2 separate regions of the Homo sapiens genome follow, and region 1 is linked to region 2. A link is a contact called in ENCODE Hi-C data. All regions are on one chromosome and are shown on one strand. Each heading gives the region's core, a stretch centred on a gene start or an enhancer-like site at or near the end of the contact. The rest is flanking DNA. Distances are from core to core; before and after follow the strand shown. Region 1 has its middle 12 kb from the start of MIR557. Region 2 holds the start of ATP1B1 (ATPase Na+/K+ transporting subunit beta 1).

Evidence for each region. Hi-C counts contacts between places; a loop is a spot of excess contacts on that map. Pooled maps may share reads with other maps.
Region 1: a pooled map shows a loop between it and region 2 (3-fold over the local background). The contact joins the enhancer-like site here to the promoter of ATP1B1 in region 2. A Hi-C loop is called at or near these places in 4 of 50 pooled maps.

What each region holds. Positions count from the first base shown.
Region 1 is chr1:168,361,808-168,364,507 of GRCh38, reverse strand. No RefSeq gene overlaps it. Among named protein-coding and RNA genes, the nearest start is that of MIR557, 12 kb to the left of the region's middle. Within about 2 kb of position 1,392, at least 2 of the 41 ENCODE cell types and tissues checked have a DNase peak (open chromatin) inside an H3K27ac peak, as active enhancers do.
Region 2 is chr1:169,105,363-169,108,062 of GRCh38, reverse strand. ATP1B1 (ATPase Na+/K+ transporting subunit beta 1) reads right to left here and starts at 1,373. Exons shown (of 6, transcript NM_001677.4): 1 at 1,137-1,373. The coding sequence starts at 1,233. RefSeq lists enhancers at 664-1,236, 1,237-1,809, 1,598-1,892, 2,383-2,700 and a silencer at 1,406-2,325.

The DNA.
Region 1 (2,700 bases), core at 143-2,642, 740 kb after region 2:
TAGAGAAGAGCAAGCTCTAGCCTAAGGAATCTACTATTGGCATTTTACAAAGGTAATGGTGAAATTCACCTTTCTTTTTCCCATCTGCATGATGGGAGAATATAGTACAGTGTTTAGAGCTCAGGCTCTGGAGTCAGACAAAGGCTTAGAAATCCAAGCTCCTACTCTTCCTTGCTCTGGGACCTTGGGAAAGTTACTTAATGATTACTGACCTCCGTTTCCTCACTTACAAAATGGAAAAAATTATATCTTCCTCAAGGAAATGAAGATTAAAAGAAATATCACATGTAAACAGCCAGGTACCATGCTTGGTATCTGATACATTTTTTAACATGGTAGCCATTATTTTTCTTACCATTATAGAACAGTAATTGGTGTCACAAGATTATTAAGGCTACCATGAAAACTAAATAATCTCGTGCCAGCAAAGTGACACATTACATATCACCAACCAGCATAACTGGGAGTTGAAGAACTAGCAAAAAGAGAAGCTGCTGAATGGGGACTGAGCGCAAATCCACAGTATGAGCCAGATCTGCAGGGCAAGCCTGTCCTCCCAACACCTGGAGCTCAATGGGAATATGAGCATTCATGTGGTGGGGAAGTGGGGCAGTACACAGGGGACTTCTGCCACACTGTCCAGCTGGCCAGCAACTAACTGTCTTAGTCCATTTGTGCTGCTAAAACTAAATACCTGAGACTTGGTAATTTATAAAGAACAGAAATTTATTTTCTCACAGTTCTGGAGACTGGAAAGTCCAAGATCAAAATCCTGGTATTTGGTCTGGTGAGGACCTTCTTGCTGCAACCTCACATGGCAGAAGGTGGGAGGGCAAGAGAGAGCCGAAGAGCAGGTTAGCAAGCCAACTGAATGCTGGCAGAAGCCTCTTTAATAAGTGCCTTGATCCCATGAATGACAGAGGAGCCCTTATGGCCTAATCACCTCTGAAAGGCTCCCATCGCCTAATACTGTCATATTGGCACCACTTGAATTTTGAAAGCGACGTATTCAAACCATAACAGAAACCCACATTCTATTTGGAAGAATTTCTCATTTTTGTGAATCTTGGTAAGAGAGAGTCTGCCTCCTACATACTACAGGAGCCAACTGAACTCTTTCTTCCAGAGATGCCAGTAGGGATACCAGTACCATTTAGAAAACTGCTTCTACCCCTTTGGATGTCATTGCCAGCTTGAGGTTTTCTTAGTGTCATGATAAGGTGAAGTGTTGGAACAAATGCTGACAGCAGCACTTCCTTTCCTTCAAACACCAGATGGTGCCAGATACAGATTTCTTTCAGCCATAAGTCAACCTAGTGACTTAGAGAGTAGTCGTCCAATGAAGCTATGAGTTATGAAAAAAAGCACCTTGGTTTCCTGCCTCATGACCCACAGGAGCCAACCCGGTTCTGTTTTCAGTGATGGGTATCTGAGTTACCGGCAGCGAATGTGTACAAGTCTGAAGCAACCTCAATTCTTGCCTCCTCAGAAGAAAAAAATTGACTGAGGGACATAAGGCAGAAGAAGAAACTGAGGCAAATTTTAGAGCATGAGTGAGAGTTAATTAAAAAGCTTTAGAGCAGGAATGAAAAGAAAGTAAAGTACACTTGGAAGAGGGCTAAGCGAGTGTCTTGGAGGACAAGTGTGGGATTTGATGTTTTGGCTTGGAGTTTTATATGTTGGCATACTTCTGGGGTCTTGCATCCCTTCTCCCTGCTTCTTCCTTTGGGGTGGGTTTTCTGCATGTGTAATGGCCTGCTAGTGCTTGGGAGGGGAACGTCAGTGTCTTTACACATGCTCACTTGAGGCGTTCTTCCCATTCCGGTGCAATGCCCACAGAAGGTCATATACAAGTTAAACTCCACCATTTTGCCTCTTAATGCACATGCTTGAGCTCACTCGCCCAACTCCTGAAATTTTATCAGGAAGCTACTGATCACCAGTTTCAGGTTTTTTCTATCTATAGGGAGACTGCCTTTCCCTGGCACTGGCTGTGACCAATTATTATTTTAGAGAGACAGTTGAAAACCACCTGATCATCACCTGATGGTTGCCCCACATTATTAGGCAGATCCACCTCCTGCCCTGCTCACACCTGACTAGCTACTTACTGTAACAATTCCTGCATGCTTGTCATGCCTGATTGTTCAGCTTCCCAAGGAGTTGCAAGCCCCAGATTCTATTTCTGTTATTTAAACCCAGAAGAGTCTGACCTGGCACCTTATAAGGTCAGTGGACTCAATAGTTCCTCAGTTGCACTTCTTGCCCAGTGATGACCTTGGTCACTTTATAAGATCATTTCCCTCTTCAGAAACTACAGAGCATCTTGACAGTCCAACATCCCAACCAAAGCAGAGATAAACTGTACCTCACTCCCAATCAAGGACCCACCAGCCCCTTCGTCAACACCTGAGTTATGGTTACTGAGTACTTAGGGAGGAATTCTTCTAAGTCCTTTGCAAGAATTAATTTATTTAGTGCTTGCACTACCCTACAAAGTAGATACAATTATTATCTTATCCCCTGTTTCATAGAGGAGGAAATAGAGTTCAGAGAGGTTAACACACGTACCTAAAGTTACAGGAAAGAAACAGGACTAGGCTTTGAACCCAGGCAGTCAGACTCCACAGCCTAGCATCATACACCAACTTATACTGCTTCTCAAAAGCTGCCTAAAAATAAGTACACAGAGTTATTTAG
Region 2 (2,700 bases), core at 124-2,623:
CCATTTCAAAATGTCAGCTAAGCACTATTTCCCTGACTCATTCTCCTGCCGATTCCCACAGATCCTCCCAAGCAGGAACACCAATCGGCCTCTGTTCAGGACTCCCTGAATGACTGCAGTGGTGGTGCCAGTGGTGTTGGTGGTGATGGTCATGATGATGATGATGATGATGATGATGTTGGAGGAGGAGGGGGCAGTGATGCAGCAGGGGGAGTTCCCTCCCTCCTTCCCTCACGCAGTCACGACTCATAGATTCGCCTACAACTCTGCCCTTCAAAATGACCTTTTTTTTAAAAAAAAAAAAGTCACCTTTCCGGAGAGGCTGAAAACAAGAAATCTAATTTTCGATGGAAAAAAGTCTATCCAACCAAGCAACAGGCTGCACAAAATATTTTAAGATCAGCTGCTCTGCGTTTATATTCCCTTCACCATAATCAACCCAACCTACTGACTGATCCACAACTGTCTGTGTAGACCTTGAAAACAACCAGACTTTGCCAGGTTTCGGGCCAAAGCTAAGAATCGGAGTCCTGAAATGGAGCTTATTGAACCATTTCTGGGTGGTGATGACTCCAGGGGAGGTCATGGAGGGAAATCCTTAGCCATCGCTGTGAAATACTACAGTGTGGATGGATTCCTCTCCACCCTTCTCTTTCCTCTCTTTTGAGATACGTATTTAGACTAGAAGAAAGATGCTGTAACACACAACCTCGTCTGCATTAGATCCCATCACCTCACGAGGTTCTCTCAAGACCCCAGATCTCATTTTTTTTTTAAGGACTCAGGACACGGGAGAGACAAATGTAGTCTCGCAGAGCCTGACTATTCCCAGGAGTAAAAGGCTCAACCGATGCACGGTAGGAAAGACTGCAAATTACCAAGCCAAGATCGCTACGATATGCATAACCTTCCGCCTGTCGTGTTCCAGCCCCGACCCTGCGCCCCACTCTGGGGACACCGCATTCCGCACAGGACTGCAAGCCCAGGCCGGCGCGACCCAGCAGCGTCCACCACCCTCGCCCCCGCCACCCCGGCCAGCGCGGTGGGTGCGGAACCGGCCGCGGACCCTGCGCAGGGGATGCGCCGCCCGGGAAAGATCAGACGCGGCGGCCGGGAGCTGCGGACCCCGTACTTACACCAACTGCCACCGGTCCTGCCCAGAAACTCCTTCTTCTCTGAGTTCCAGATGAATTTCTTCCAGCTGCCCTCCTCCTTGGCTTTCCCGCGGGCCATGGCGATGGCGGGTCAGCAGCTGCCGCGGTCCGGAGGGTGGGTGGCTGCGGCGCGCGCCCTGGCGTCCTCTGCGCCGCTCGGCTTCTCCGGCCTGGCTCTCTGCAGGCAGGACGCGCCGCTGCCGCTGCGGCTCTCGGAGTGCGAGACGCGCGGCGGAGGAGCCAAGGCAGGAGCAGGAGGAGGGGGAGGCGGCGGCGGCGGCGGCGGCGGGGCGGGGGCGGAGGGAGGGACGGCGCAGGCTGCGCGGCTCCGAGCCCCGCACCTATTGGTGGGCGCGCAGCCGCTCGCGGGCTTTCTTTGGTCCGCCGAGCGCTCCTCTAGCCCTTGGGGGGTCGGGGGCTCCGCGAACCCGTAGCTGCCGCTCCCGCTGCCACTGGGGACGTGTGCTGGGCCCCCGCCTCCCCTGACCTCTGCAGAGACAGGCCCGGGGTAGGAGAGTCAGAGAGGGAAGGACGGACAAGCGGACTGCGGGGCGCCACCGGCACTCCCGCCAGGAGCCGAGGAATTGGCTGCGCCCGCCCTACCTTTACTATATACCGCGCCCCGGCGGCCGTGCGCCCCGCCCTCTAGCGGCCCGGTGGCCAATCGCCGGCGCCAGGGGCAGGGACTCGGCCCGAGAGGGCGGGTTCGGGGCCGGCACAAAGGAGCCGCCGGGGCTAGAGGGGCCGCTTGGATCGCTGGGCGCGGGGCGTTGGGCGCGGGGCGAGGAGGAGGCGGGGGCGGCGGTGAGGGACGCGCAGGCAGCGCCGCGCAGCCCCCTCCCAGCTCCCGGCTGGGCGTGAACCGCCCCTTCCGTGGCTGGGGGATCCGCACCTGGGTCGCCCGGAGCCTCGAGGACCCCAGCCCGGCAGTCCTGGCCCAGCCTCCACGCCTCTGCCTGCCCGCCCGCGCTTTCGGCCTCCCTGGGCTGTGGGTCCACCCCTCCTGGGCGCTGGCGGGGTGGGGGAAGGTCACTCCGGGACGCCGGACTGGCGAGGACTCTGCCCAGCTCCGCCCCGCCTCCCGCTCCTGCACCTGCCGCCCCCTCGCACTCCCCGCCACTGCGGTTGCAGTTCCGGCCCTTCCCTCTTCTTTGCAGGCCAGCCCAGCCGGCAGCCCCGGTTCCTGACTGCCCGGCTGTGCCCCTTGTGGGCGGCCTGAACCACCTCGAGCAGGACAATTGCCAAACCCACCCAGGGCGGTAGCCCGCAGTGAGTTGTCCCGTAGAAACCAATTGAGACTCAGGCCAGTCTAGACCCCAGGCAACAATATCTGCACGTGACCCAGCCACCGAGGACTTTCTTGGTGCCCGGTCGGCGGCGGGTATTCTCATTGGCATGCTTTTATGCCCCCTTGGGGGTATCGATCCCTTTGTTCTGCTGTAAAATTCTTGGAGCCAAAGGACCTTTGGGAAAACCTAGCGCATAGGGCAAGATGTTGCAGACCTGGGGCATAGAGTACCCCTTCCCACTCTTTGTCCGCTGTTGC